Linked DNA regions of Homo sapiens: region 1 is linked to region 2. A link is an interaction called in ENCODE POLR2A ChIA-PET data of the cell type or tissue named here. Cell type or tissue: MCF 10A. All regions are shown on one strand. Links, peaks and the distances in the headings refer to the core of each region. The heading gives the core; the rest is flanking DNA.

Region 1 (14,951 bases), core at 6,188-10,187, 85 kb after region 2:
CCTGGTGTGAATCCACAATCTGCTAGCCCCTAAGAAAGGGCTCTAAAAAGTAAGCAGAGACAACAGGATCACAAACATACATTATATATTCAGAAGTATGTCATAGACATTATGTAAGAAGGGGCAATAGTCTTGTGTTTGTATTGGTGGCATAAGAATTTCTTTTAGCTGAGTTTTACTATATGAGAGAAAACAAGGGCTGCTAATTTGACAAGCGGCAAATAGGTTGCTGCTGGGTATCTATGCTGCTTCTGGAGTTTTGATCTCATGGAGTTTGTTCATCTAAATTCCAGGCAGTGGCACATACCCTAGGGACACAGGGATTATCTCACTGCCACTCTGGCTGAGCCACGGAGTAAATTATACAGGGATGAGGGAACACCCACCCAGCATACTCACTGGTAGATTCACACCCTGTCTTATTTCCTTTCTTGCCAGCCAGGGAAACCAGCCATTGAACTAAGCATTTAGTGTTGTACTGCAGAGCAGATAAGAGCATGGGCTCAAATTCTGACTCTGTCACGGATCATCTGCGTAGCCTGGAGCATGCTAATGAGCCTCCCAAAGCTGCCCCAGTTCATCTGTACATGGGGTAGAGATGACAGTGCTAGTGAACACCTCATAGGGCTGTGTAGAATACATAAGGTAGTCCATGTAACAAGTTTGCACAGTTCCTGGGACGTGGTGAATGCTCAATGAATATTAGCTATCAGTAGCTCTTATTTTTTTAAAATTCCAGCCAATCTACATTAATACAACTGAGCATCTATGGTGCACACATCCTTTATGCTATGGGTGTGGGGTGGGGATTATAAATCATAGAGAAAAAGGAGTGTTCCTGAAGAGACCAAGGAAGAATTCAAAGACGTTTGAGCTGGACTCTAAAGGGATTGGGGATTGTAGGTATGGGAGCAGTGTGAGTGAAGGCATGAAGGAGGGGCGGTGGGGAGGCTGCCAGGGGAACCAGCAATAATTCCAGTGCTGCTGGAGGGTAAGGAACCCAAAAGGGAGCAAGAGGCAGGATATGAGAAGAGGCTGGGGTTTGAGCCCACTCTTGAAACGACTTTTTTGGCTGGGCGTGGTGGCTCATGCCTGTAATCCCAGCACTTTGGGAGGCCGAGGTGGGCAGATCACTTGAGGTCAGGAGCTCAAGACCAGCCTGGCCAACATAGTGAAACCCCATCTCTACTAAAAATACAAAAAAATTAGCTGGGTGTGGTGGTGCACGCCTGTAGTCCCAGCTACTCGGGAGGCTGAGGCAGGAGAATTGTTTGAACCGACGAGGTGGAGGTTGCAGTGAACCGAGATCGCACCACTGCACTCCAGCCTGGGCGACTCAGTGAGACTCCATCTCAAAAAAAAAAAAAAAAAAAAAGACTTTTTGATGAGGGTCTAATTAATTCATTGCCAAGGAGAGAGGAGGTCTTTTTACCCGAAGTTTGATTATGCAATAGCTCTTCATTGCCTACACAAATTTTTGCCATACCTTCAGCCCATTCTGGCATTTCCACCTTACATGGTTTGATTCTTGATTCTGAATTTGCGGATATTGTTTGGGTCTGTCCCCAATTCCTCTAGAATAATGTTGCTATAGAAACAAAATTACTTCTAAGGAAAAAGGCTAGAGCTAGTTAGAAATATAAATTCAAAGGCAAGATCCATGGCATTCAATCAACTATATACCCACCAATGCGGCATGCTATGAAACTTTAATTACTGTGCTCAAGATCAAAGTAACATTACTCAGGAGTGGAGAAGCCAAATGTAATTAAGGAGGTCTTTCTTAAACAAGTGATGACCAACTAACTCCCTGAGCTCAGCCAGGCCTTCCACTGTATTTATATACAGTCACCCAGGGCCCTTAAACACTCACATGAGCATGAGAATGTGGTGTTGTGCTGTGGGACATCCAGAACAAATTTTACTGGGTGAGGCTCACAAAACATACAAGGAATATTCATGCCTCGGGAAGATGGCTTCTGGAGGAGGGAAAACATCCTTATATATGCTAATCTGCAGAGGCAGCAGCTTTATTTATTTATTTATTTATTATTTATTTTTTTTGAGACAGTCTCGCTTTGTCACCCAGGCTGGAGTGCAGTGGTGCGATCTTGGCTTACTGCAACCTCCACCTCCTGAGTTCAAATGATTCTTGTGCCTCAGACTCCTGAGTAGCTGGGACTACAGGCACATGCCACCACACTTGGCTAATGTTTGTATTTTTAGTAGAGACAGCATTTCACCATGTTGGCCAGGTGACTCTTGAAGTCCTGACCGCAAGCAATCCACCCGCCTCTGCCCCACAAAGTGCTGGGATTACAGGTGTGAGCCAACGCGCCTGGCCGAGGCAGCAGCCTTAAGGCTGTGGTCCTGAGCATTAAACCTAGAGTACAGTTTAGATTTTATTAATATCTGTATTCTCCTGGTTACTGCTTTCCAATTTACAATCTAAAATATTAGCTGTATGCTCTAATCCAGGCCCTAGAGAGGAGTGAGATGGGGCCAGAGGGTTTTTCCATCAGTGTATTTTGGGAAAGATACTGACAAGAGGATGACTGGGAATCAGGAAAAAAGATTGCTTTACTAATCCACAGATGGACAATTAGAAATCCTAGTCTCATTGGTTCTGTTTTTCATTCTTAAGTCCAGAACAAGGATAAACTTCCTTCATTTTCCTAGCTCCTAATCCCTTTTTCTCTTAATTCACTCTATCACTATCATCCAGTCACTTGCTATGGCTTCGCTGTGGGTAGGGGACTGAAGATGCTTCCTCCCTTCCTCATCTTGACCATGCTCCACTGTTTTGGGTTTTCAAAGTGGGAGAGAGGAGAGATGGGGGAAGCAGGAGACATCATGAGGGGAGGCCGCTACTGCTCCTGAGCACTAGCTCATATGCTTGGTTCAGAAGTGAGAATAGGCCGGGTGTGGTGGCTCATGCCTGTAATTCCAGCACTTTGGGAGGCTGAGGCGGGTGGATCACTTGAGGCCAGGAGTTCGAGACCAGCCTGGCCAACATGGTGAAACCCCCGTCTCTACTAAAAATACAAAAATTAGCTGGCCATGGTGGCACATACCTGTAATCCCAGCTACTTAGGAGGCAGAGGCAGGAGAATCACTTGAACCCAGGAGACAGAGGCTGCAGTGAGCTGAGATCACGCCACTGCACTCCAGCCTGGGTAACACAGTGAGATTCTCTCAAGAAAAGAAAAAAAAAAAAAAAAAAAAAAAAAAAAGAAGTGAGAATATAGAATTGAAGACTATGATCCTCTGCAATCTGGCCTCAACCCATCTCTCCAGCTGTTTCCCATCTTCCCAAACTCTTGACCTCAGGTATACGCATCTTTACATAGTCTCCTTGCAAAAGACACTGTTGATCAGCTACCTCAGAGCCATTCTAAATATTCTTCTTCCTTGCTGCTCCTCACTATAGAGGCTACAAAACCCAACACACACTCTCTCTTGCAGCTATGGATGGCCCTGTATGTTAGTTTTGGCCCATGAGATAAAAGTAGAACTCTGATGGGGAAACTTTTGGGAAAGCTTCTGTTTCTTCATAAAATGGGACAGATGCAACTGATACAGCCTGTCCTCATCTCCCTAATTTCCTGCCTTAAACATGGATGAGATGGCAGGAGCTGCATCAGCCATCTTGCAGCCCTGAGGGAGAGAGAAAGGCAAGTGCAGAGACATCAGCATTGAGTACTGAACCTGTCTCTGGATTTCTTGCTATGTGGGAAAAGAAAACCTTCTTGGCTTAAGCTACTGTTGGTTTTCTGTTACAGTTTCATGCATTCTTAAATGATAGATCCCTGAGCTAGGTGCTGGGCATACAATGGAGAACAAAGCAGGTATGGGGCTCCTCCTTATCAAACTTACAGTCTTGTGTGAGAGACAAAAAAAAAAAAAAAAAAAAAAAAGAGGAAATGAATAAGTTAAAAAATTACATTCCATGATGTCCAGCACTGGGCTCTGATCACTCCGGAGGACACAGTTTTCCCCAAGACCATGGCTACCTGGGGATCTGAGAGAAAAAGGAAAATAATTATACAGTGGTTTGTATTATGAAAAAAGCAAAAATATAATGGTATGATGGAGAACTATAGGGGAGGCTGACTCTATTTTAGCTAGAGGGGCCATTGAAGGCCTCTTTGAAGAGGAGGTAGTTAGGATCTGTAGGATGAGAAAACCTGGCCATTTGAAAAGGAAGTGAAAAGGGTTTTAGGCAGACAAAACAGCTAGTGCAAGGGCTCTAGGGCAAAAAAGGGCTGTGTGTGTTCAAAGTCCACTGTGGCAGAAGGGTATTAAGGGAGAGATTGGAAAGAAAGAAGTAGTCAGAAGGGGCCAAATCACACAACGCCTTGCAGGTCATAAAATGGAGTTTGAATTTTAGTCTAAGTGCAAAATAAGAATTTTAAAGCAAAGATCCATTTGGAAGTTGTGTAGAAAATGTGTCCAAGGGGGCAGGAGCAGAAATGTGGAGACCAATTAGAAGGCTGTTGCAGGACTTCAGGCAAGAATGATGGTGATACATCCTAAGATGGTACCAGCAGAGATGGCTTCAAGATGATTTAGGACTTGGGTCAGTAGCACTTACTGATGTAGTGGTTTGATACACACTGATTACCTTCTTCCTTTTTTATTCTCTGGCATTTCTCCTATATAACTAGCCACTTTTAAACAATATTTGTCGGCTCTTTTCTTCTGCTTGTCTGTAAATATTAGGGTTCCTGAGTCCTTACCTAGATTTTCTTCTCTTCTTACTCCTGGCCTTTCCTTGGGAGAGTTCATAATTCACCTACTCCATCTAGATATTTGTGATGTCCAAACACATCTCCACGTTAGGCTTCTATTTGTAGCATCAGACCCACACTTTCAACTGTCCACTAGATAGCCTCACTTGGATGCTCTGCAGGCCTAAATAACCTTTGCGGACAGATTAACAGGGAAAAAATATTAATAGGAAAAAATATAGATTTTTATCTGATGTTAATATTTCTATGTGGCATGGAGGACTTCACAGAAAAAAGTGAAAACTCTAAAGCAGTTAGATTTGAGAATTATATACCATTTTAACAAAGAACAATACATTGTGGAGACATGACAAAGGAAAAAGGGGTTTGGGCTGGAAGGGGGATGGGAAAGTGACTAGGAAACATATCGGGGAAACTGATGGAAGAGAAGGGCAATTTTAATAAGGTTTGTACAGACTCATCTTGGCATTGACTCCCCATCCCTGGTGATAAGCATGTTCTCCTCTTCCTAGTAGAATGAGAGCACCTTTCTCAGGGGAAATTTACATACTGCTTTTAGGTAGAAAAGGGGAGGGCAGACAGCACTTCCTGTATCTGCCATTTCTCCATTGCCTTCAGCTCAAAATAACCAATTTGCCACAGTGGCATAGTTTGGAGCAATGCTCTGCTCCTCTTCAAACCTTTTCCTTATCTCATTCACCAGTCAGCCACCAAGTCCTGTTAACCTCTTCTCTTGCTCCAAACTGTCTACTTCTCTCCATCCCCACTGCCATGATCTAGTTTTGACCTCCATCATCTTTCTCTTAGTCTTGTGACTGGTCTCTCTGTCTCCAGTCATATCCTTTTTTCAGTTTATTTTCCATACTGTAGACAGAACTTTCTTTCTAAAACATGACAGTATCACGTTCCTGCTCAAAGCTGCCCATGCACTTTTCAGTTTTCTTAAAACAAAACTTAAACTCCTTGACATGTAATAAGGCCTGTGTGGCTGCACTTTTGTCTTGGCTCCAAGGCTTCTCAAGTGTGGGAGCCTGTGGAATCCTCAGCTTCCTCACCTGTGTGTGGGAACAGCAGTACCTTTCTCACAGAGTTGCCCATGGAATAAGTGGGGCAGTGCATGCAAAGTGCTTGGCATGGTGTCTGATAGTCAAGGCTGGGTGGCTGACGGTTTTCACCCTGGATCTTCAGAAATGGTCATGGCCCATCCCTCAGAAGACTGCTGAAAGGACTCCAGGAAAGATGATGACATATAGCTCTTGTTCCTCTCCTTAGGAAACCCCACTTTATGTCCAGTAAGAACTCTTCATGGTGAGGATTAAAGCTCATTTTTCTGTTTCCTATAGAAACAGCAAATGGGGTGTGGGTGGGTGCTAAGGTGGGTTTCTCCCTGAAAACCTGTCCAGCTGTCGTAGGGAGGGCTGCTGAGAGCGTGGGGCCCTGATGCACTATGAGGATCAGAGTACCTCCTACATGCCCTGGGGCCCACTGAGAGCTTCATCCTCCCCTGCTCACTCACGGGCTCTGCTCCAGCTCAGCTGCCATCCGGCTTCCTGCTCACAGCCTTGCATCTGTGTCCTTCTCTGCAGGCCAAACTGCACCTTTTCTTTCCTTCCTATCCTCTTCAGTTAATGAAACTGGACCCCAGCTGCTTCTCATCTCATCCCCCTAAACCAATCCTCCTGGAAAATCTCCTGTCTCCAGGGTAGTCTGTGCACCATAGTGCAATGATTTTTCTTCTTGGTCTGCTCTTGTGACTCCTGGAACCCTTCGCAGACCACAGCTGCAAACAAAATCCTCAACTTATAATCACAGAGTGCTACATAACAGTCATGGGAAATGTCTAGTTTAGGGATGGTGTGTGTCCTGGTATCTTTGCGTTTATATTCGGAAGGACTTGGGAGCTCTAAATATAGGGTTCCTGCAATGGTAAACACCATCAATAGTACTCATACCTATATTACCTTCAGGACTGTAGAACCTTGGAAATAATTACACTTATGATTTGTCTCAGCTGTTTAAGTCAATGCCTTTTATTTTTAGTTTTTCTGAAGACAAAGCTCTTATAAGAATCACAGATGAAAGATCAGGCACAAATCACATTTTCCCCCTTAATAACAAAATACAAATCCAATAATTTTAGAAAATCAGTTTTTAGTGACCCAGATGCCTGGAGAAAAGCTGCCAGGATTTTTCTGGTCTATCGCAGAATTTTCTACATCAATGAGAAGGATGCTGCATATCTTGGCTGTATTATTTCCTACTGTGAGAAAAGAGACTTAGTATATGGAACATGCTTTTTTCAGAAAATTGGCAGTAACTGACTTTGAAGGAAAGTTGGTTAAGTTGGACTTGCAGCTGGAACTTGGGAAGCACTGTCCCCTCCTTACCCCCGAGGAAGGAGACACAGAGGCACACTTCCAGTAAGTTCTTGGTTCAGTGGGTCACTCATGTCTTCAACAGCCAGATCTCATTGCGCCGTCCGTAGGGCTTCATGGGAGGGTCATAACCCGTGCAGAAGTAGATGTCCCCCCGGTAGGTGGCTGTGCCCTCCAGGGCAGCACGCAGACGGGTGGCTTGTGCTACGTAGTCTGCTTCCTTGGCATAACCACCAAACTGCCTGGGGGTTCAAGAGCAAGGGCTGGTTACGAAAGGACATGACCTCTGAGAGAGGGGGGATCTTTAGAAAAAAGTCACTCACCATGTTTATTATGACAAGCATGCTAGAGTGGTAAGACTGGGGACTGAGTCACCACTTCCTAGATGGGTTGATTTTACCTCTCTGAGCCTCAGTTTCCTCATCTGAAAAAGGAGATATATTTTCTTTTTCCTCTAGAGTTTTGAGTGTTAAAAGCAGTAATGGACGTGAAAAACTCTAATGCGGGGCCTGAAACAGTAGCTGAGTATAAACGTGAGCCTCCCTTTCTTTCCTGAAATACCCAAGGGGACAGCAGGTTTGCTTTCCCAAAGGCCAAGCCTTCACCCTTTTCTCTGGCTCCCTCTACTGCCCGGCTGTACCTCTTTTCTGCTGCTCTGTCACCACCTCTGGAAGGAGGAAGTCTACAGGGGACTTCGGGCAGAGCTGCAGTGAGTATGGTGGCTAATGCCCCTTCCACAGCAGAGCAGCTCTAGTGACTGAGTTCATCACAGCAGTGACTTGTAGCAGCTTCATTTAAAAACAGAGCTAGGCTAGCCTGGGCAACACAAGACCCTGTGTCAAAAAAAAAAAAAAAAAAAAAACAAACCAAAAACCAAAACTAAAAAAGTAAAAATCTCAGAGCTAACAAAGGCAAAGACCCAAGGAAGACTTGGGAGGGCCCCACACAAGCTTTAAACATGCCCCAAATAAAGAAATCACTTCTCATAAATCCTTTCTTCTGCTCAAATCATGAAAGCCTTCTTTTTCTAGTAAGGAAAGAGACTGTTCCTAAATCTGGTATTTCTTTTGATGGCAGAAATTGGGGACAGAGAAGCAATAAAGCCTTTCTTTTCAAGATTATTATTCTCTCCCTTACGTCATGTGCTTCTGTTCCAAAATTTGTCTTGTAGCCTAGCCTAAATATACCACTCTAAATCTGGGTTGCACTAAAATTTTTATTAGAGTCAAGTACATCCCGATTTCTAATGAGCTGTATGACTCAAAAGTCTGAATTTGCACCAGGCCAAGATTAGGCCAAATAATGCATTATTTTTGGTGGAGTCCTCTGAATCATGCTTTGCTCTTTTACAAGTGGTTAGTCATGCTGGACAAGCATTCAGCATGTGGATTGCAGCATCACTGATGTGAACACCCAGGATGTTTTCTGTAATGGATTGGTTGTTCCAATGTCTAGACAACAGCTACAGAACATGGATGAAACTGAGACCAATTTTGAATAGCAGAGGCTTGATTCTTCAAATATATTGAAGAGATTATAAGGGAGATGAAGAAAGTTGGGCTCTAGCTTCATTGAGGTTCAAATGAGAGGAAACTGGGTTAGTAGACAGACAATGAACATCCAGGAAAGACTTTTTTCAGGCAATAAGAGCCTGTAAGACACTGGAGTTTTTTATGAACCATGTCTTTAGTTGGAGAACCATTTGTCTGAAATGAATCAAGTGCTGGAGGTGGAAGCAGGTGTTGAGTGCTCTCTGCACCCCCTACTTGTGCTGTGACACTGAACTGTTCTCTAGGAAAAGGGACAATGTTGGCTCTTTAAATACTGATTTTGGAAAGCTCCAAAGGAGTGCTCCTCAAATGTCTTCCTTCATCAGTTAGAGGCAAAATGGCTAGTGTGTGCTCAAATCCTAGTGCTGCCCTTTCTAGGTCTTAAGCTAATTCTAAAATTTCTCAAATCTTCAGGTTTTTCACTGGTAAAATAGGGATAGTGATAACATCAATCTTCGAAGGCTACTGTAAAGATTAAAGGAGAAAAGACTATGCAAACTGCTCAGCGCAGAGCCTGTCACGTAGTAAGCTCACAACAAACAGTAGCTATTATTGTTACTTGGCAGTTTGCTCAGAAGAGCCTTTTAATTCCCTGACTCCAGGGTGAGGGACATGATGGTAATCTAACGAAATACCATGTAGCTGAGTGTTGTGGTGCATGCCTGTGGTCCCAGCTACTTGGGAGGCTGAGGCAGGAGGACTGATCAAGGCCAGGAGTTGAGGCTGCACTGTGCTATGATCACATCTGTGAATAGCCACTGCATTCCAGCCTGGACAACATAGTGAGATCCTGTCTCCAAAACAAAAACACAAAATACAACTAAAAAAAACCATAGTAATATTATGAACTGGCTCAATGAACAATTCTCACTTTCTCAATTAGGCCTATTCTTAAAATGCTTTGTTACCTTGTAAACCCCATTCTTTAACCCCATCCCAATCTTCTTCCTATGTTTTACTTTTTCTTTCTTTCTTTTTTAACAGCACTTATCACCTTTTAACATACTATATAATTTACTCATTAAGTTTATTGTTTATGGTTTGTGTCCTCTGATAGAATATAGGCTGCACAATGGCAGGATTTTTGTTATTTTTTGGTCACTGATGTACACTGAGCACCTAACACAGTGCCTGAATATGTTGGACCCCTTGGTTAAATGAACAATTCTGGGCTAAACAATGAAAGTGATGTCTTCAGCCTGACAGAGCTAAAGATGACAGCACTTAGGACCTAGTGAGTGAAGTGGTTACATAAGTTTCACTCACTCATTCACATAATAAACATCTGAGGGGACAGTGGTGGGAACTGAAACAGGAGAAGTGGATCCACTGCAGCCAGATGCGAAGGCCTTGAATGCCATGCTAAAGAGTTTGAACCTCATCCTATATGCACAGGTAGACCTACGAAAGGGTTTTTTTTTTTTTTTTTTTTTTTTTTTTTGAGACAGAGTCTCACTCTATTACCCAGGCTGAAGTGCAGTGGCGCAATCTCGGCTCATTGCAACCTCTGCCTCCCAGGTTCAAGTGATTCTCCTGCCTTAGCTTCCCGAGTAGCTGGGACTACAGGCACACGCCCAGCTAATTTTTGTATTTTTAGTACAGATGGGGTTTTGCCGTATTGGCCAGGCTGGTCTCAAACTCCTGACCTCAGGTGATCCACCCGCCTCAGCCTCCTAAAGTGCTGGGATTACAGGTGTGAGCCACCACGCCCGGCCTGGAAAGGGTTTTAAAGTAGAGGACTGGCACGATCCAATTGTGCTTTGGAAGGATCCCTCTGCTGGCAGTGGAGGGACAGGGGAAATGGCAAGGGGTTGAGAGATGTGGGGCCACCGGAGCCCAGGAACAGCCAAGTGTGAGATGATGAAGGTGGGAGAAAGGCAGATTTGAGAGGTACCTGTATGTGGAGGGAGGTAAGAGAGAGGAAGGAAGAGAGGATTCTCCAGGGCTTCCAGTTAAGCCTCTGGGTAGAAGAAGATGCCGCTAACCAGAATAGGGATTAAAGGCTGAAGAGTAACATTAGGCAGGAGGGGCAGCTGTAGGGGTGTTCATGATTTAGTTTGGGGGGCATATGAATATTAAGGGCCCTCTGTGAAATACATTCATGCAACAATTATTATCTAAATGTGTGTCTGACCATGTAAAAATCTCCTTAGACTTGGGACAGAACTGGAGTCAGAGATACCAATTTGGGAAGGAGAAGGATCTAGTGACAGAAACTTGGGAGTGCCCAGTGGGTAGGTACTGGCTATAATCATGGTAAGAAGTGACATGTGGTAGAGATGTTGTGCAAACAGCAGGCCAGAAGCTTGCTCCTTAGAATCCTAATATCTAAATGGTGGGTGAAGAAAGAGGACCGGTCAAAGGACAGTGAGAAGGGGCTGAGAAGCAGAAGGAAACCCAGCAGAGAGTGAGATGGAGAATGTCATCACTCAGGGAGTCCTAAAATTCACTCCGGGAAAACCCCCAATTCTTTACATTTATTCCCAGGCAGACTGAAATGCTGGTAATGCAGATAAAATTTTCCCTATTGCTTCATCGTAGAATCCTTTTACTGGAAAACAAACAAACTGGGTGGGCTATGGGAACAGATACATGAGTTCTCCTCTCTGCTAATTTAACCAACCACACTGACTCCCATCACAGAACTGCACAAACAAGCCAGAAACTGAACCCTACCCGGAATCCCCTGGTGTATGAAGGGAGCCTAGCTCTGGCTGACTCTGCTTGTGTTCACAGACACTTTGCCTCATTGGTTCGTGCCTCAGCTTCCAATCTGGACATGGAGCACAATAACAGTGGGCCCACTGCTCTCCGAATTCCTGCGCGCACTTGAAGGTGAGTTAAGAAATGCTCATAAAGTGCTTTGAGCCCCTAAAAGAAAGAAACGTGAAGTCTATACATTATCTTTGTAAGCCTGTGAATACGTCTTTATCTATAAACGCCTCATCTTGAAAGAAGCTCTCCTCCAGGGCAGTGTTTTATCTCACCCAATGTCAGAGCTCAGTATTCTGAATAAAGAATTTGGTTACCATGGGAACTGAGGAATCTCAAACATACACACACCCCTGATTCCAGAAACACAACAGGAGCTGACTCAAAAGGTCTGGAAGAGTTAGAAAGGGGAAAGATGACACAAGCAATAGTGAAGGCTAGTGGAGGGAAGTGGGGCTTTCGTCCAAGGAAGCAAAAAATCATAATGTGTTATTTTTTAGGGAGTGTCTGGTGCAGGCATGCAGGGAGGAAGAATGACTCTGAGCTTGACCATTCAACTTCGAAACTTTAACATCAATGGATCAGCACACACTGGTGTACGGTCTGCTATGCATGCAGCCCTGTGCTAGGCAAAAGAAGTATCAGACCAGGAACTGACAGCCTCACTGCAACAGGAAGAGAGGCTTCACACAATAAGCGTTTCATTCAACCAGGCTGGACCTGTGCTTATTGAGTTGAACATCACTGAGCACAAAATGCAAGCCAGACACCATAAGAGCTGTAAGGATGATAAAGATGTCTTTCTACCCTCGAGAGCTCTAAGTGTGGTCAGGAGAGAAACACATGCAAAGATTATGCTGGCTGGAAGGAAATGCTGGAATGAAGGTGGAAGGTACATCCAGAATGTTCTGGGGGTGAGGAATAGCGAATGATGGGTTCTGACTTAGAACATGAAGGGAAGGTATTAAGAAAGAGGTGATATTAAGCATTTATTGAGCATCTCTACTTTTTTTGTGTATGTGACCTTGTTTGGAAATACAATATCTCTTCTTGATGCTGGCAATGAATAGTATGACAACCTTCTGTCCTCACAGAGCTTCCAACAAACAGAGGCTGTGGAGGGTTGAGAGGAGCTGGGGACATATGAGCAAAGGTCTGGAAGTGGATGTTGTGTCTGGGGTGGGAGGCATGTTGGGTGGTGGTGGGTGGGACGCTCTGAGATCAGGTTGACATGGGAGTGGTGCTATGTGTGGAGGGTGGTCAGTGCCATCACAGGGCATTTTTACTAGGCTTTACTGCCTGGTCAAACATTTGGCACCCAAAGTTGATCCACCCTCTCCTAGTGGAAATGAAGCATCTCATTACTAACTGGGCTTTTGTTCAAACCCCAACATCTGGTTGGATGGGCCTGAGGCCCCCAACCAGAGCTGAGCAGCCTCTGGGGAGGCTCAGTTTCTGAGCAAAGACAGGCGATGTGATCAGTCCTGTGCCTTAGGCAGGTGGTGATAAAAGGACACTTTAGAAGGGTCAGAAATGGGAGAGCTGGAAGCCAATACCATGGCAATCATTTGTGCAAGAGATGATGAAGACCTGTGTAGATGGAAGGGAAGGAAGGGACAGCTGGGAGCTGACCAGGATGAGCCAATAATTAGATGCAGAAGTGAAGGAGTCAGAATGACATTGGAACAGGGTGGGTAGGAGGAGGGAGGGGACCATCACTAAGACAGAGAACACAGAAAGGGATCTGATTTTGCGTGGAAATCTGCGTTGTGTTTTGGACATGCTGATTTGGGAGATACTTGAGGTGGTGATGCCTCCTGGGAGCTGGAAATATAAGGCTGGTGCTTAGGAGAGAAGGCAGCATGAGACGTGTTGACCCGGGCATCATCTACAGAGAAACAGCCTGAAGCCCTTGCCTGGTGGGAGTTTATAAAAGACTTACGGGATAACTGACAGCTATCAGGGGGAGAGAAAATGGTGATTAATTAGGCTGAGACACAGAATCTTATCATTGGCAAGGCTTTTGGACATGAGGTGGCTTAAATATTAGAGATATTTAATAAATGTTTGTCAAATCAAACCAAACTTCCCACCTAGTGCAAATGTCACATGGCATAAGTGTCACCCATCTATCCAGATGGCACTTGAATTCTTCCAGGGGCAAGGACATTACCTCATGACGTCCATTTTACTGTTAGACACCTAAAATAGTTCCTGGTACAGAGTAAGTGAACAAGAAATCCACTATCTTTTGAATGAAGGAATGAACGAGTGGGTAAATCACATTGTCTCAGGCTCCATGCTGAGTCTGATGGGATGGCAAGACATTCAGGGGAGACAGACAGAGGTTAGGCTGGAAAGTTACCAACACACTGGTGACAGCTGAAGCTATGATGGGGACCAAGATCTTTATGGGACAGAGCAGAGAGAGAGAAGCACAGGAGAGGCAAGGATGAAGCTCTTTTGTTCATGTATCCATTCACCAACTTGTTTTTGTTTTTTATTTAGAGACGGGGTCTCATTATGTTGCCCAGGCTGGTCTCGAACTCCTAAGCTCAGGTGATCCACCTGCCTTGGCCTCCCAAAGTACTAGAATTACAGATGTCAGCCACTGTGATGGCCAATTCAACAGCTTCTTATTGAACACTTGTTATATTCTAGCCAAAGGCCCTGCCCTTGGGAAGCTTGCATTCTAGTGGGGAGAGGGCAATAAATAAATGAGCAGATAGAGATATATAATGCAATTGATTATAAGTGAAGCAAAGCAAAATAAAGCTGGATAAGAGGACAGAAAAGGACAGGGTGCTATTTTCAATAGAACGGCTGGACAAGGCCCCTTTTAATCAAAGTGAGGGGGCAAAGCAGGGTGCTAAGACTGAAAACCCTTGGTCCCAACTTCCTGTGGTTACAAACAGGGTTGAATTATCTAGGAACATGGGCAAACACTGGTCTGTAAATCTCCTAAGTGGTAATGTGGGAACCCCCTAAGAGTTTAGCAGTTGAGCTCTTTCTTCCAAACTTCTCTTTCTCTAGGCGGAACTTCCCAAGCTGCCAATGGCCTCCATTGGGGCCTGGTCATTTAGAGGGAAAAATGACATCAGCAACCTAGGTGCTGACAGCTGACAAAGTTCTTTCAAATGCACAATGAAACCGGCCTTTGCAATCATGCCTTAGAAATCTTATTTTATAGATGAGAAAACTGAGGCTCAGAAAGATTAAACAACTTGCTGCAAGTTACAAAATTCATAATTATTGGAGCTGAGGTTCTAACCCAAGTGTATCTGCAGTAACTTTGACTTTTTTATTGTTAATTCTAATAAAACTTGATCAAATTCTCAAAGGGAGGTGAAGTTAGGAGGAGGAGAATAGGCTAACATTTACTGAGTGTCTACCTCATGTCTAGGATTGAGTAGGTATTTACAGGTATTATCATATTTTATCCTCACAACACCATAAAAGCTAGGTACTCATGCCCATCTTACAGATGAGGAAACTGAGGTACAGTGAGGCTGGCAATATACCAAAGGTCCTATGGCCACTGAATGATGAACTGGGTTGGAGCA
Region 2 (14,951 bases), core at 3,826-7,825:
AGAATCCCACAACTGCGCTGGGTTTCATGTCACTGAACCAGCCTGCGTACTTAATGGGATTCTCTAACCCAGCCGTGGGGTTACTGGTAGCACCTCTCTGGTTTCAGCGAAGGGGCTTCGGTTTATGAATTTCCTTGGAGTTAAGACCCTGGGAATGAGTGCAATCTTAAAGTCCATCCCAGAGAAGGTGGGGAAGTTTTTAAAATAGCCTGATAACAATGAGAGGCCCCCTGAGAGGCAGCGCTGGGGCTGGCCAGCCTCCTGACCGCAAGGGTTCCCTACAGACTGCATTCCGGGGCTTCAGGTGTCATCTCTCACTCAGCAGGCACGTGTTTGCCCTCTGCACGTGCCACTCCTGTCTCCATTCCACCTGGGGACTGGGTGTGGGGCGGGGGGGCGGCAGGGAGGGGCGGGGGATGAAACCAAGGCATTGGAGATGAAGCCCTAGAGACTCCTGCTGTGCTAGGTGGACTCTTTTTAGCATGTCACATGCTGGCATATGCAAAAATTTCAAAGGTGTACATTTCAAAGGTGTATTGTTGCTGTAACAAAGTACAAAAAACAGGGCAGCTTAAAACAGCAAAAACACGTATTGCCTCATAGTTCTGGAGGGTGCAAGTCCAAGATCAGGGTGTAGGCAGGGTAGGTTCCTTCTGGAGGCTCTGAAGGAGAAGCATCCCATGCCTTCAGTCTTGGGTTCCTCGGCTTGTAGCAGCATCACTCCAGGCTCTGCCTCTGTCTTCCCAAGGCCTTCTCTGTGTGTCTGTCTCCTCTGTGTCTCTGTATCTCTCTTCCTATAAAGACACCAGTTATTGGATTTAGGGCCACAGGAATGGCTCTTCCTCTCACACATGGCATTGTGACCATCCCTACTTCATGCCTTCAGTGCCCCTCTGCTTCTGAGTCTGGGACTCCAGACTCAAGCTGGCCACTGGACACTGGCCAGATGCCTCTCCTCTTGCCCACAGGTTGTGCTCATACTTTCTTTCTTTTTTTTCTTAGAGTCTCGCTCTGTTGCCCAGCCTGGAGTGCAGTGGCACCACTATAGCCCGCTGCAGCCTCAGCCTCCTGGGCTCAAGTGATCCTCTTACCTTGGCCTCCTGAGTAGTTGGGATTACAGGTGTATGCCACCAGGCCTGGCTAATTTTTTTTTAATTTTTGTAGTGAGGAGGGTCTCACTACATTGTCTAGGCTGGTCTTGAACTCCTGGACTCAAGAAATCTTCCTGCCTCAAAGTCTGGGATTACAGGTATGAGCCACTATGCCCGGTGTGTGCTCACACTTTCTTAACAGGCAGGGCTGACACATGCCTCTGTGCTTCTGTGCATTCTGCCCCCTCTGCATGAAATGCCCTTCCTGATCCTTGCCCCTCTTCTCTTCTCCATCTGAAAAGCCTTAACTCATCCTTTAAGCCTCCCTGCCTCAGTAGTGCCTACTCTGAATTCCGGGGTGAGTATTGACTGCAGCTTTTTGTGCCTGACCGTGGTCCTTGTGCATTTTTTCTGGTGTGACACCTCACACAATGCATTGTTTTTTTTTTTTGGTTTTTTTTTGTTTTTGTTTTTTTGAGATGGAGTCTTGCTTTGTCGCCCAGGCTGGAGTGCAGTGGCACGATCTCAGCTCACTGCAAGCTCCGCCTCCCGGGTTCACGCCATTCTCCTGCCTCAGCCTCCTGAGTAGCAGCTGAGACTACAAGCGCCCTTGACCACGCCTGGCTAATTTTTTGTATTTTTATTAGAGATGGTGTTTCACCGTGGTAACCAGGATGGTCTCGATCTCCTGACCTCGTGATCCGCCTGCCTCGGCCTCCCAAAGTGCTGGGATTACAGGCATGAGCCACCGCGCCTGGCCCACAATGCATTGTTTTTGTTTGATTACTGCCCATCTCTCCACCAGACTGAGCTGCTTCTTCTTTTTTTTTTTTTGAGATGGAGTTTCACTCTTATTGACCGGGCTGGAGGGTAATGGCACGATCTTGGCTCACTGCAACCTCTGCCTCCCAGGTTCAAGTGATTCTCCTGCCTCAGCCTCCCAAGTAGCTGGGATTACAGGCATGCACCACCACACCTAGCTAATTTTTTTGTATTTTTAGTAGAGACGACGTTTCACTATGTTGGTCAGGCTGGTTTTGAACTCCTGACCTCAGGTGATCCACCTGCCTCCGCCTCCCAAAGTGCTGGGATTACAGGTGTGAGCCACCGTGCCCGGCCCACACTGAGCTTCTTAAATGCAGTTTTCTTTTGATTCTCCAGCAGAGTTACATAGAAGACCATTTATAGTTGCTAAATGACTCACTCAATAAACGGACATTCCCTTCAGAGGATAAAGATCGAGTATGGTCTTTCTCGTACTTCTGTTGTATTCCCTACAATGCATGGTGCTTAGGTGGCTCTCAAATGCTTCCAGTGATTGAATGGAAGAACCACTATTAGCAGGAACCTGGCAGGAGCTGTGGTTCACCGACACTAGCAGCTCCAATAAAGTAATAACCTAAGGAAATGGAATTCCTCTCCGCCTTCCTCCAACCAACTCAGGTACTTCTTATATGAGATTTAATTGAGGTCAGGGAAGGGAACAAGTAGCACCTTCCATCCTGCCAGTAAAAAAGCAAAGGGAGAGAAAGGGGAAGCCCCAGGCCTGAGGTCCTGCAGCCGGGAATTCCAAGGCGGCATTAGGAAGGGGGTCAGGATCAGGGCACTGGCAGAGCCGTCTCTTTTCTTGCTTCCTTCCTGCAATCAAGAGTGGGGATCTCGGTGGTGATGGTTGGTGGACATCAGAAGGGAAGGGGTCAGCAGGGACTGAGTTCTGGGACTTCCTGAATGAGGCAGACCCAGGCCCGTGATCTTGGGCCATAGGCCCCCTAACCCCTGCCCACACGTTGCTGGCCTTGCAGCTGAATGAAGGTCCTCTACACCATCAGATCAGCCTCTCTTTTTGGGGGAACATGGCGCCCTTATTGTGGGGCTCTCTCTTCTCCTCTCCTCATTTCCAGTCTGGTGAGCTTTCTTCTGTGTTGCTCAACAAAGCTACCCATCACTTTCAACCGGGTGACACTCTAAGGATGATAACTAGAGTTGGGAGTGAAACATGGGTCTCCAGACCCCCGTCCTACTGTTTCTTTCATTTATTCCCAAGAACCCTCAACCTTGGTCTGCAGACCATTTTAATAGGATGAGAGACCTAGGAAGTGAATGATTCCATCTACTGGTCCTGTCCTTCTTCTCCTCTGGGGCATCTCAAAATCACTCAGATACCCCAGAATCACTCAGCTATTCCACCTGCCCTAGTCCTCCCTGTCTTCTTCCAGAGAGCCAGCCCCCAGGGACACAGGTGCAGGGCCGGGACTGGGAGAGGCAAGCAAGGGGACTAGAGCTCAGGATTTAAAGGGGCACTCACTCTTAAAGTTGTGGAGTGCCTCCTTGAAATCTGTGCTCTGGTTGCCTCATTGGCCTCATCTAGTCCTGGCTTTGTGCAGGCAGGTGTCTCCATAAAGGGATAGGAGGAGACCAAGAGGTTAAGAGGAGAGTAGAAAAGAGAGTACTAAGAGGACAAGGTGGGACATCCAAAGTCAATGGCACTACTCAGGAGGCTGAGGCAGGAGGATGGCTTGAGCCCAGGAGTTGGAGGCTGTAGTGAGCTATGGTGGCCTGTGAATAGCCATTGCACTCCAGCCTGGGCAACATAGTGAAACACTGTCTCTAAGAATAACAACAACAACAAACAAAGCCAATAGCAAAGTGAAGAGCAATGACTGAAGACAGGTTCAGAACAAGCATCCCCACACATGCTCTCTGTCTCACACACCCTGGACCTGCCAGACAGATACCATCCAGAGAACAGTGAACAAAGGAAAGATCAAATACACTCATCACATTCTCATTAGGAGGACCTAATGGGAATGTGGTCCTGGGGAGGGGGTGTAGAGATAGGGTAGGATCCCCAAAACCACATCATCTTTGTTCTTTCACCATCCTCAGACTTGACGTCTTTTGCTCGATGTCATGAAACTCACCCTAGACATGGTGATTCAGACTCCGTGCTGGAAGAGCCACCAGGGACAACTAGTCCTCACTATCCAGTGTGGTAGCCACAAGCCACACACACTTTTTGAGCAATGGAAATGTGGCTGGTCCACACTGACAGGTGCTTTAAATATAAAAGACACACTGGGTTTTTGAGGATATAGTTGGAAACCAAAGAAGTAAAATAGCCCCTTAATATTTTTAAAAATATTGATTACATGTTGAAATGATCATATTTGGGATCATATTTGGGTAAAAAATATACAGTGTTATTAAAATTAATTTTCCTGTTTCTTTGTACTTCTTTTAATGTGGCTAGAAATTTAACATGACATATGTGGGCCAGGTGTGGTGGCTCCCACCTGTAATCCTAGCACTTTGGAAGGCCAAGGCTGGAGGATGGCATGAACCCAGGAGTTTGAGACCAGCATGTGCAACACAGCGAGACCTTGTCTCTATAAATAATAAAAAGAATTACTTGGGAGGCTGAGGCGGGAAGACTGCTTGAGCCTGGGAGGTAAAGGCTTACAGTGAGCCATGATGGTATCACTGCACCCCAGCCTGGGTGACAAAGTGAGAGTGTCTCAAACAAGAAACAAACAAAAAAATTAGCCAGGTGTGGTAATGCACACATGTGGTCCTGGGTGCTTGGGAGGCTGAGGTGGAAGGATAGCTTGAGCCTGGGTGATTGAGGCTGCAGTGAGCCGATTGTGCCATTGTACTCCAGCCTGGGTGACGGCGAGACCTTGTCTAAAAAAGAAAAAACACACAAAAAATAAAAAACAAATGTGGCTTATGTTTGTGGCTTGAATTATAGTTCTATTGTACAATGGTAGTCTAGTTCAACTTCTTGAACAGACGAGAACGCTGGGGTCCGGAGAGAAGCCCTGACTTAGCGGATGGCACACACTATAAAGCACTGTCATTTGCAGTCCCACCAGTCTCTCAGTACCCACCCCCACTCTGCCACACACACCCCTGGGAGTCTTAGGTGTGAAATGGGTGGACTCACAGACCCCTGGGCTGCATACCTCAAAGTGTTCCAACACTCAAGGCACTGCCTGTGGTTTTTTGGGAGTGAAATAAAAACCTAACAATGGTGGGGTCACAGTCTCCAGTAGGTCACATTTTAAAAGCACTTTAGGCTCTGGAGACTTGGGGTGTGGGGAGAAGTGAAGAGAAAGCTGGGGAGCCCTGGGCCTTCCCCCATTTCTTCATATGCAGAATAATCCAGATTAGTTTACCAAGCGCGCTGATAACCACTTTAAAAACAGAGTCCCTCCTGCCTCCCCGTGGCATGGGGTAGAACCTGGCTTGAGCCCCGACACAGGCGGGCAGCCACTCCAGGATCGTTCCACACGTAAACAAAGACGAGTTTCGGTCCGATTGGCTTGATCCTGGAAGAGGAGTGGGCAGTGGAGGGAGGGGAAACCAGGCACCAAAGCAAATTCCTTCATTTCATAATTTCATCTGGCGCCCCCGTTCAATCAGCCTGCATTGTCGAGGCTTTAGGAGAGGCAGTTAGGAAAGGAGAGATACTGATCTCTCAGCCCCAGGGCAGCACTAATGGTGCCTGTCTAGACTCTGACAGGTGGAGCTGCTGAGCTAACTACGGACCTGGTGGGGGAAGTTTTCCTTGGCTTTCACGTGGCTTTGGCTGGGGAGCCCTGAGAAGGTGGCTGCCTCCTTTTTCTGAAGCCTGGCTTCCCATACGGCAGTGGCTGGGGGAGAGTGATGGAGAGAAAGGCTAAGCTAAGGTCAAAGAAAGTGGAGGAAGGCTGGCTTGTCCCGCTGGACTTGACGGCGGAGCTGCTGCAATCTCGCGGGCTGGGCCCTTGCCCCGGGTGGACCCGAGTGCCTGCGGGGAGGCGGGTGTGGCTCCCCCGGGAGGTGACAGCTGGCGGGGCCCGTAAGGAGCTGGTCTGCTCCGGCTCCCCTCTCGTAGCCGGCGCCCTGGGACCAGCGCGTGAGCACGTCTCGGAGGAGTCCGATGCGCTGGGCAGGGCCGGGTGGTCACCCCCGCCCAGCTTCCAGGGGTGACTGTGCCTCTGACGTCAGACGGTTTTTGGGTCATTCCCTGGCACGGGGACTTTATTTTCATAACAGCATGAAGTGCCGTGGAACTGGAATAGGCGTGTCCTCTCCCTCGACCCTCCCCCTCCTTGTCCCTCTGCTCACCCCTCGCTCGTTCCCTCCCTCCGGCGAGGGCCGCCTTTATAACAACTGCTCAGAGTGCGAGGGCGGGATAGCTGTCCAAGGTCTCCCCCAGCACTGAGGAGCTCGCCTGCTGCCCTCTTGCGCGCGGGAAGCAGCACCAAGTTCACGGCCAACGCCTTGGCACTAGGGTAAGTGAGGCGCCAGGAGCCCAGAGCGCTGGGGCCTCCGGATTTAAATCGTCTGGGGAGAGCGGGGCGTTGGGAGGGGTGGGATAGAAGAGGAGAGAAATCCTGGTAATGGAATACAGTTGGCTATGAGAAAAAAATTCCCTAGGAAACAGTTCCTCTAGTTTAACAACTCAGATTTTTTTTTTTTTTTTTCCCCTTTGCGGGTTTCCTAGGCTAAGATAGAGGCAGAGAGCAAAGAGATAATCAGGGTAATAGTTTCTGCTCGGACACATTCTACAAACTTTGAGTAGATGGAATCCGGCCAGGCAGGAGGTGAGCAGCTCTGGGATCACTCTGCAGGAAAAGAATAGAGGGAGAAAGATCTCAGAGGACCCGAAGGTACTGGGAGTGGAGGGGGAGTGGGAAACAAGGGGCAGGGGCAGGAGGGAGGACACGGTGACAGCTACTATTTTACCCAGATGCTGCAAAAAGCCCTTCTGAGTTTTGGGAATTAGATCTAGAAGCCCATCCCTTTTCTCTTGATGTGTGGGCGGTCAGTTCCACTCTGGTGTGCCTTGAGTTGCTCAGAAACCTGGGACAGATGAAAGTTGAATGTGCGCTGAGAGTGCACCTTCCACTACCGACTTTATGGATAGGATTTGGGAATAGCATAGATGCTGTTCCATCTGGTCCCTTAAACATCCATGGGGAAGGCTGGCAAATAGCTTTATTTTATTTTTTGAGATGGAGTTTCACTCTTGTTGCCCAGGCTGGAGTACAATGTTGCGATCTCAGCTCACCGCGACCTCCACCTCCCGGGTTCAAGCGATTCTCCTGCCTCAGACTCCCGAGTAGCTGGGATTACAGGCATGCACCACCACTCCTGGTTAATTTTGTATTTTTAGTAGAGACGGGGTTTCCCCATGTTGGTCAGGTTGGTCTCAAACTCCCGACCTAAGGTGATCTGCCCGCCTCAGCCTCCCAAAGTGCTGGGATTACAGGTGTGAGCCCCCGCGCCCGGCCACAGATAGCTTTAAACATCCATGGGAAAGGCTAGCTAACAGCTGAAACCTGCTCAGAATCAAGGAATTTGAAGGACTTTCCATTCCTGACTTCTTTCCATTCCTGATTGTCTCCTCAGAGGCTTGTGTAAACACCACACCTGTTGAAGGGTTCGGCCGAATCAGCCACTGCTGTGGGTTCATTCCTGAAGGGGAACACTTCAGCTACTTCAGACACAATGGGCTAGGGACCACGGGAGGGGTGAGGGCGGAGGGGGCACACACCCTCCAGGTTTGCATGCCGGTGTCTGCTAGGTGAGGGAAGGAATGAGGGGAAGGAAGGGCCGGGAGAGGCGCTACGTGGGAAACAAGGGACCTCTCCAAGGGCGTGGAGAGGTGAGTGCCTCAAGGGCAGAATGGAATGAGCAGAACCCTTTGGTTTCCCGGGAAGAGCTCTCAACCTTGAGTCAGGAAGACTGATTTCTCCTCCCAGCTCCGCAGGAACATGGAACTGTGATCAGGCAAGGGGCTGGGCCTGAGTTCCTCATAGGGGTCTTGGGGAGGCCCCCAGTTTCCCCTCCTGTGTTTCGATTCTGGCCCCTCTCCATCTGCACACGTCGCCTTGGAAGTTCCCTTTAGAACTGGCTTTTTTGTATTCTAGTCTTGAATGGTAATCGAAGACAACAGGGTATGAAGAACAATTTTGACGGCGTGATTTTATTCTTCTCATTCTGGGTCCACTACTATTTAAAGTCCCAAGATTAAGCTGAGGAATTAATATGGTGGTATAGTAAACAATAAATTGAGGAGTATTTTTGCTTGAGGAATCTTTGACTTCCTGAGTAGTTCAGGGTGTTTGCTTCTTTTATTCTCATTTTTATTGCACTGTGGTCAGACTATATGGTCTGCACATTTCTTATTTTCTAATTCCAGATTTGTCTTTGTATTCTAAATATGCTCATTTTTGGCAAATGTTCCATTTGGACCATGGACCATAGTTCCTATTAAGCAATCATAATAGAGTAGAGATGGCAAACTATGGTCCATGGACCAAATATGGCCTATAGCCTCTTTCTGTAAATAAAGTGATTTTTGTTTTGTTTTGTTTTGTTTTTGTTTTCGTTTTTTTGAGATGGAGTCTCGCTCTTGCCCAGGCTGGAGCGCAGTGACGTGATCTCGGCTCACTGAAACCTCTGCCTCCCGGTTTCAAGGTTTCAAGCCATTCTCCTGCCTCAGGCTCCCAAGTAGCTGGGATTACAGGCGCCCGCTACCACGCCTGGGTAATTTTTGTATTTTTAGTAGAGACAGGGTTTCACCATGTTGGCCAGACTGGTCTCAAACTCCTGACCTCAGGTGATCTGCCTGCCTCGGCCTCCCAAAGTGCTGGGATCATAGGCATGAGCCACAACCTGTAATCCACTATTTTACTAAAACACAGCAATGCTCATATGTTTATGTATCATCTATGCTGCTTTCATGCTACAAATGTGTGGCTTGCAGAGTCTTAAATTGCTTATAACCTGGCCCTTTATAGAAAATCTATGCTGATCACTGATATAGAGGATCTGAATTATATGATTAGTAATGGAGATCTAATAAGATATGAAGATAGAGAATATTTCTATTTAAGTATCCATAGAACATTTACACAATTTTACCATGTTCTTATTCATATTGTATATTTTATCTGCCAAGGACTGGTAAAGAAGTATGAAAGTCTCATGCAACTATAGTATTGCCTTTGGGTTCTCCTTGTATTTTCAGCAGTTATTTATTTATTTTGAGACAGGGTCTTGCTCTGTTGCCCTGGCTGGAGTGCAGTGGCACAATCTTGGCTGACTGTAACCTCCACCTCCCAAGCTCAAGTGATCCTCTTGCCTCAGACTCTTGAGTAGCTGGGTCTACAGGCACCCACCACTACACCTGGCTAATTTTTAAATTTTTTGTAGAGATGGGGTTTTGCCATGTAGCCTAGGCTTGACTCAAACTCCTGGGCTCAAGCAATCTTCCTGCCTTCACTTCCCAAAGTGCTGGGATTATAGGTGTAAGCCTCTGTACCCAGCCTTCAGTACTTTTTGTTTTACGTATTTTGGTGCTATATTAGTTGGTGCATAAAAGTCTAGGATGGTTTTTTTTTTTTTTTTTTTTTTTTGAGACAGAGTCTCGCTCTGTCACCCAGGCTGGGGTGCAGTGGTGCGATCACGGCTCACTGCAAGCTCTGCCTCCCGGGTTCACGCCATTCTCCTGCCTCAGCCTCTTGAGTAGCTGGGACTACAGGTGCCCGCCACCATGCCCGGCTAATTTTTTGTATTTTTAGCAGAGACAGGGTTTCACCGTGTTAGCCAGGATGGTCTTGATCTCCTGACCTCGTGATCTGCCCGCCTCAGCCTCCCAAAGTGCTGGGATTACAGGCGTGAGCCACCGTGCCCGGCCCAGGATGGTTTTATCTTCAGTGTAGAGCATCCCTAATTATTATAAAACAAGCCTTTTGGTCAATATAATATCTTTTTGCTTTGATTACAACTTTGTATGATATTAAAACCTTAACTTCTACTTAATTATTTTACCTTGAACAACTTACTTAACTTTGTGTCTGACACATAATACTTGTTAAATAAATATTATGTTAGTATTTCTTTTTATTTTCATTTCTTTCTGTTCTTTTGCTTTTAACTCTTGTGTATCTTTTTGTTTTAGGTTAGGTTCTTCTAGGTATGATATAGTTTAGTCTTTTTTTTTTTCAAAATAGTTACCATTTACATTTCTTGTAATAATAGTTACTTGTTATTGTCATCTAATTTTAGGCTATATGGTTTGGTTGTCTCCATCTCCTTCTGCATTAGACAGTATATATCATATCATATTTTTAGATCTACTAGCAACTGAGTAGATGGTAGTGCCATTCTCAGGGCTTTGAAAGATAGGCTTGTAAGGAGAGGTGATCAGTTTAGCTTTGAACTTGTTGGATCCAGTGAATATTACCCTTATGTATCAGAATAAGATATTTAAATGAAGGGATCTTTGAGAGCCTTAAGATAGTATACTAGTAGAGGGCCGGCGCGGTGGCTCACACCTGTAATCCCAGCACTTTGGGAGGCTGAGGCGGGCAGATCACGAGGTCAGGAGTTCAAGACCATCCTGACTAACACAGTGAAACTCTGTCTCTACTAAAAATACAAAAAAAAAAAAAAAAAAAAAATTAGCCGGGCGTGGTGGTGGGTGCCTGTAGTCCCAGCTACTCGGGAGGCTGAGGCAGGAGAATGGTGTGAACCCAGGAGGTGGAGCTTGCAGTGAGCCGAGATCACGCCACTGCACTCCAGCCTGGGCAACATAGTGAGACTCTGTCTCACAAAAAAAAAAAAAAAAAAAAAGGATAGTATACTAGTAGAGGACTTCACTTTATTTTCCTATTTTCTGGAAATTTCATTTCTTTGAATTCGGGCATAAGAGATTTAGAAGCTTCACTCAAATATTAAGCTTTATTTAAAAAGATGATTTCCAGTATTTCATTTTATATTCACATTAATCAAGTCTACATGTTTCGTTTAGAGTAACAGGAAGATGGTAATACGCCCAGGGAACTATCTGGAAGTGTAGAAATTGGGATGAACACCGTGGTTATACTTGTTTTGATCTGCCTGTGGTGCTATGATGACTTATTTTCTCTCATTATTGCATAGAAACTCAATTCAGTGATGTTATTCAGATGTTATTCATAAGTTATTGCCATGATTCATCACTTTTATGTCATCAGAGTTGGGATGGCTACCCAGAATAGGGGATCCTGGAGATTTCCCTGTAGACGCTTTGCATTTATAAATAATCCTTTATCAAGGGCAGAGGGATTTCTGTAGGACTTCTCCCTTAGAAGAACTCAGCCTGGGTAGAAATACGAGGATTAACATCAGCACATATTCATCTCCAAAAAATTTTCCTCCCCATTACTCACACTTGCCAATAAATAACTTGCTTTGGGTAAATATTCAGCACTCAGTCTTAGTCCAAAGCATTTGCTCAGCAATCACTGTGTAGAGTACAGAGTAAGGGGGATACCAACAAATAGAAGTTTGCTCTATTTTCTTAAGAAGCTTGTTGTCTGGCCAGGCACGGTGCCTCACGCCACCTTCCTATCTTCCTAGGAGATAGATGCCACAAAGAAGCTTGTTGTCTGATAGGCAGCTCAGCAGTGATATTAATTTGTAATATATAACAAAGATATGGAAAAACTTGAGTGCCAAGAAATATTTAATTGTAAAAACCATGAAGAGATCGACACATTTAGAGTGCAATAGGATTTCAAGTCCAGGTGTGATGGCTTACGCCTGTAATCCTAGCACTGTGAGAGGCTGAGGTAGGTGGATCACTTGAGCCCAGGAGTTCGAGACCAGCTTGGCCAACATAGCAAAACCCTGCGTCTACTAAAAATATAATAATTAGCTGGATGTGGTGGCGCATGCTTGTAATCCAAGCTACTTAGGAGGCTGAGGCACAAGAATCGCTTTAACCTGAGAGGCAGAGGCTGCAGTGAGCTGAGATCATGCCACTGTACTCCCAGGCTGGAGTACAGAGCAAGACCCTGTCTTAAAAAAAAAAAAAAAAAAAAGGCCATAGGATTAATAGTAATAATGATAATAATTTAAAAAACTCATGATAGAGGTTAAATCTTGGGCAAAGTTTTGCAGAAATATGGTAAGTGGATCATAAATAGGAGGGAGAGGATCTTTCTGGTTAGGAGAATAATTCATGTGTTGAGGCAAAGAGCATGAGAAGACCTTAAATGAACCCAAATTCCCTTCCAGATGGAAAATACAGAACTCTAGGAAGATTTGCTTGCCTTGCACGGAGGTGGAGACGGGAGTTAGGGAGGAAGGAGGAGATAGGTGGGAGGACTAATTGGAGAAAGGCCTTGAAGCTCAAACTGGGGCTGGATCTGCCGTGACAGACAAAAAGGAGCGAATACGCTTCTTTTTTTTTTTTTTTTTGAGACCATGTCTCACTCTGTTGCCTAGGCTGGAGTGTAGTGGCGTGATCTCAGCTCATTGCAGCCTCTGCCTCCTGGGTTCAAGCGGTTTTTGTGCCTCAGCCTTCTGAGTAGCTGGGACTACAGGCGTGAGCCACCATGCCTGGTTCATTTTTGTATTTGTAGTAGAGATGGAGTTTCACCATGCTGGCCAGGCTGGTCTCTTAACGCCTGACCTCAGGTGATCTACCCGCCTCGGCCTCCCAAAGTTCTGGGCTCACAGGTGTGAGCCACTGCGCCCGGCCGATAATTTCTTTTTAACCTCCTTTGCGGACTCCTACCTAGATGAGATGGTGCTCCACATGGTTCTGTCCTTGGCTTCCCATGTGATCTTGTCTCCTCTTGAGGCTTCAGATACCACTCTAGGTGATGACTGCCAGTCTGTGCTTACAGCCCAAACCTCTCCTGAGCACCAACCCATATGCCCACGGTGCAGAGACAGCACAACCCAGTGTCAAGGAGCCTGGCTTTTAAGAGTCATGTAATCTTGGGCAAGTTATGTAATTTCTCTGTGCCTCAGTTTCCTCAGCTGTTAAAGGAAGGCATAATAATAGGGTTGTTGTGAGGATTAAATAACACCATATATGGCCAGGAGCAGTGGCTTGTGCCTGTAATCCCAGTACTTTGGGAGGCCGAGGCGGGCAGATCACCTGAGCCTCAGGAGTTGAAGAGCTGCCTGGGCAACATAGCGAGACCCCACCTCTACAAAAAATACAAAAAGTAGCTAGATGTGGTGGTGCGCACCTGTCCCAGCTATTCAGGAGGCTGAGGTAGGAGGATCACCTGAGCCCAGGAAGTCGAAGCTGCCGTGAGCTGTGATTGTGCCATTGCATCACTCCAGCCTGGGCGACAGAGAGACTTTGTCTCAAAAGAAAAAAAAAAAGAAAAAAGAAAGGAAACCATATATGGCTCAGAGGAAACTCTCAAGAGGACTTGGGTCTTTTGACTTGTTATTCCTGGATAGCTCCACGTGCAGGTCGCATATTTATCAAAGAGCCAACAAAGCTACACTTAGCATCTCTCCTTTCAAGCCTGTATTTCTAGGCTCTGACAGTGGTGCCACTCAGTTGCCTAAGCCAGAAATCTGGGAGTTAACCTGGGCTTTTCCATTCCCAAAGCCCTGTCTCTTCTACCTTCATAAAAATCTCCTACCATTTCCTGTTCATCTTTCATGTTTCATCTCCCTGCTTTCTTCCCTAAAGCATTAAACATTAAAAATAATTATTTTAAAACCCCACTAGGTAGAATGGGTCACTGTTTTCCATGTGCCCTCAGCATTCCTAATGTATTCCATAACTTCTTAGTTGTATGTCAGTGTGATTATTATTCATTCCAAGGGCAGTGGCCACAATTTTATATTTATTTATTTAGTTTTTTGTTTTGAGACAGGGTCTCACTCTGTTGCCCAGGCTGGAGTGCAATGGCATGATCATAGTTCACTGCAGCCTCGAGTTCCTGGGCTCAAGCAATCCTCTTGCTTCACCCTCCGAGTAGGGGGATCACAGGTGTGATCCTGGCTAAATTAGCACCCGGCTAATTTTTAATTTCTTTTTGTACAGCGGGGGTCTCACTATGCTGCCCAGGTTGGTCTCAAACTCCTGGGCTCGAGTGGTCCTCCCATCTCTCGGCCTCTCAAAGTACTGGGATTACAGGCGTAAGCTACTGCCCCCGGCCAGGGTTGCTTGTTTTGGAGACTTCTCAGCAAGCCAATGCTTGAATATATGGTGGTTTAAATGGAGAGAGGTTGGGGTCAGGGAGAAAAGCTCTAGAGATGATGACAGTGATTTAGAGGTGAAAAGGAGGATTGAATTATGATTATGACTACTTATAAAGAGCTATTCTTTCTGACCATGTGACACTGGACATGTACCTTCCTCACTCTGTTAGGTTTCTCACCTATAAAATGGGCTGTAGGAATGTTAAATGAGGTAATGGATGTAAAAGCATGTAAATGAGAGAATATGTGTAAAAATACATAACTACTCAGCATAGTGCCTGACTCATAATAGGACTCAGGAGGTGACAGTAGCTGTCATTATTCTTACTCATAATTACATCATGACTGTTATTACTACTGACTGAATGTAGCAATTCGAGAATAGAGAAAAAATGAAAATGCTAGAAAGTCACACATTTTCAGGGCTGGGCTGGCGCGAAGACACATTTTGACAGAATGAGAGAAATCTCATAGGAAGGAAGACAAAGTCAGTTTGTCTTTGCAAGGTTCTGGGCCCCAGATGATTCATTCTCAGATGCTCTGGGAAGGACTGCGTAGAATAAGCATGGGCAAACTTCCAGGCCTAGTCACAAGCAACTCTACACACTTTCCCCATCTCTCTGGTTGCGAAGAGGAGTCTCAGGTTAGAAACCCAAAGCGGGAGACTCATCACATGTTCACGTTTTTCCCTGCACAGTGGTCAGTGCTGTGTGTCAGTCAAGGCCATGTCTAGGGTCAGCGCTGCTCCAGGAGCCTCTGGCTTTGTCCTTCAGGTGGGCAGTCCCTTGCTGTGTCTCTTCTTCAGACCCTTCAACCTTACCTCTAGCCCTGGCTTTTAGTTTGGGTAGGAGTTTGTGGCACATACTC

What was found. ChIA-PET counts read pairs that join two places held together with the same protein. Peaks named below come from ENCODE experiments on the same cell type or tissue, not always from the same donor. Only the 100,000 strongest peaks of a DNase experiment are listed, where the experiment ranks them.
Region 1: POLR2A ChIA-PET joins it to region 2 with 12 read pairs; 8 of 35 experiments call an interaction of 5 or more read pairs at or near these places.

The regions. Positions count from the first base shown.
Region 1 is chr12:12,968,112-12,983,062 of GRCh38, forward strand. It overlaps HEBP1 (heme binding protein 1), which reads right to left. Exons shown (of 4, transcript NM_015987.5): 4 at 6,759-7,368. The coding sequence ends at 7,197. It overlaps GPRC5D-AS1 (GPRC5D and HEBP1 antisense RNA 1), which reads left to right. Exons shown (of 3, transcript NR_149067.1): 2 at 11,413-11,511. LOC124903100 (small nucleolar RNA SNORD88) reads left to right here and starts at 3,942; the gene lies at 3,942-4,032. In MCF 10A, for the core only: a CTCF peak has its summit at 7,789 (motif pointing left); DNase peaks (open chromatin) are centred at 7,760 and 8,460.
Region 2 is chr12:12,885,298-12,900,248 of GRCh38, forward strand. GPRC5A (G protein-coupled receptor class C group 5 member A) reads left to right here and starts at 6,265. Exons shown (of 4, transcript NM_003979.4): 1 at 6,265-6,367. In MCF 10A, for the core only: CTCF peaks have their summits at 5,389 and 5,589; DNase peaks (open chromatin) are centred at 5,634, 6,184 and 6,904.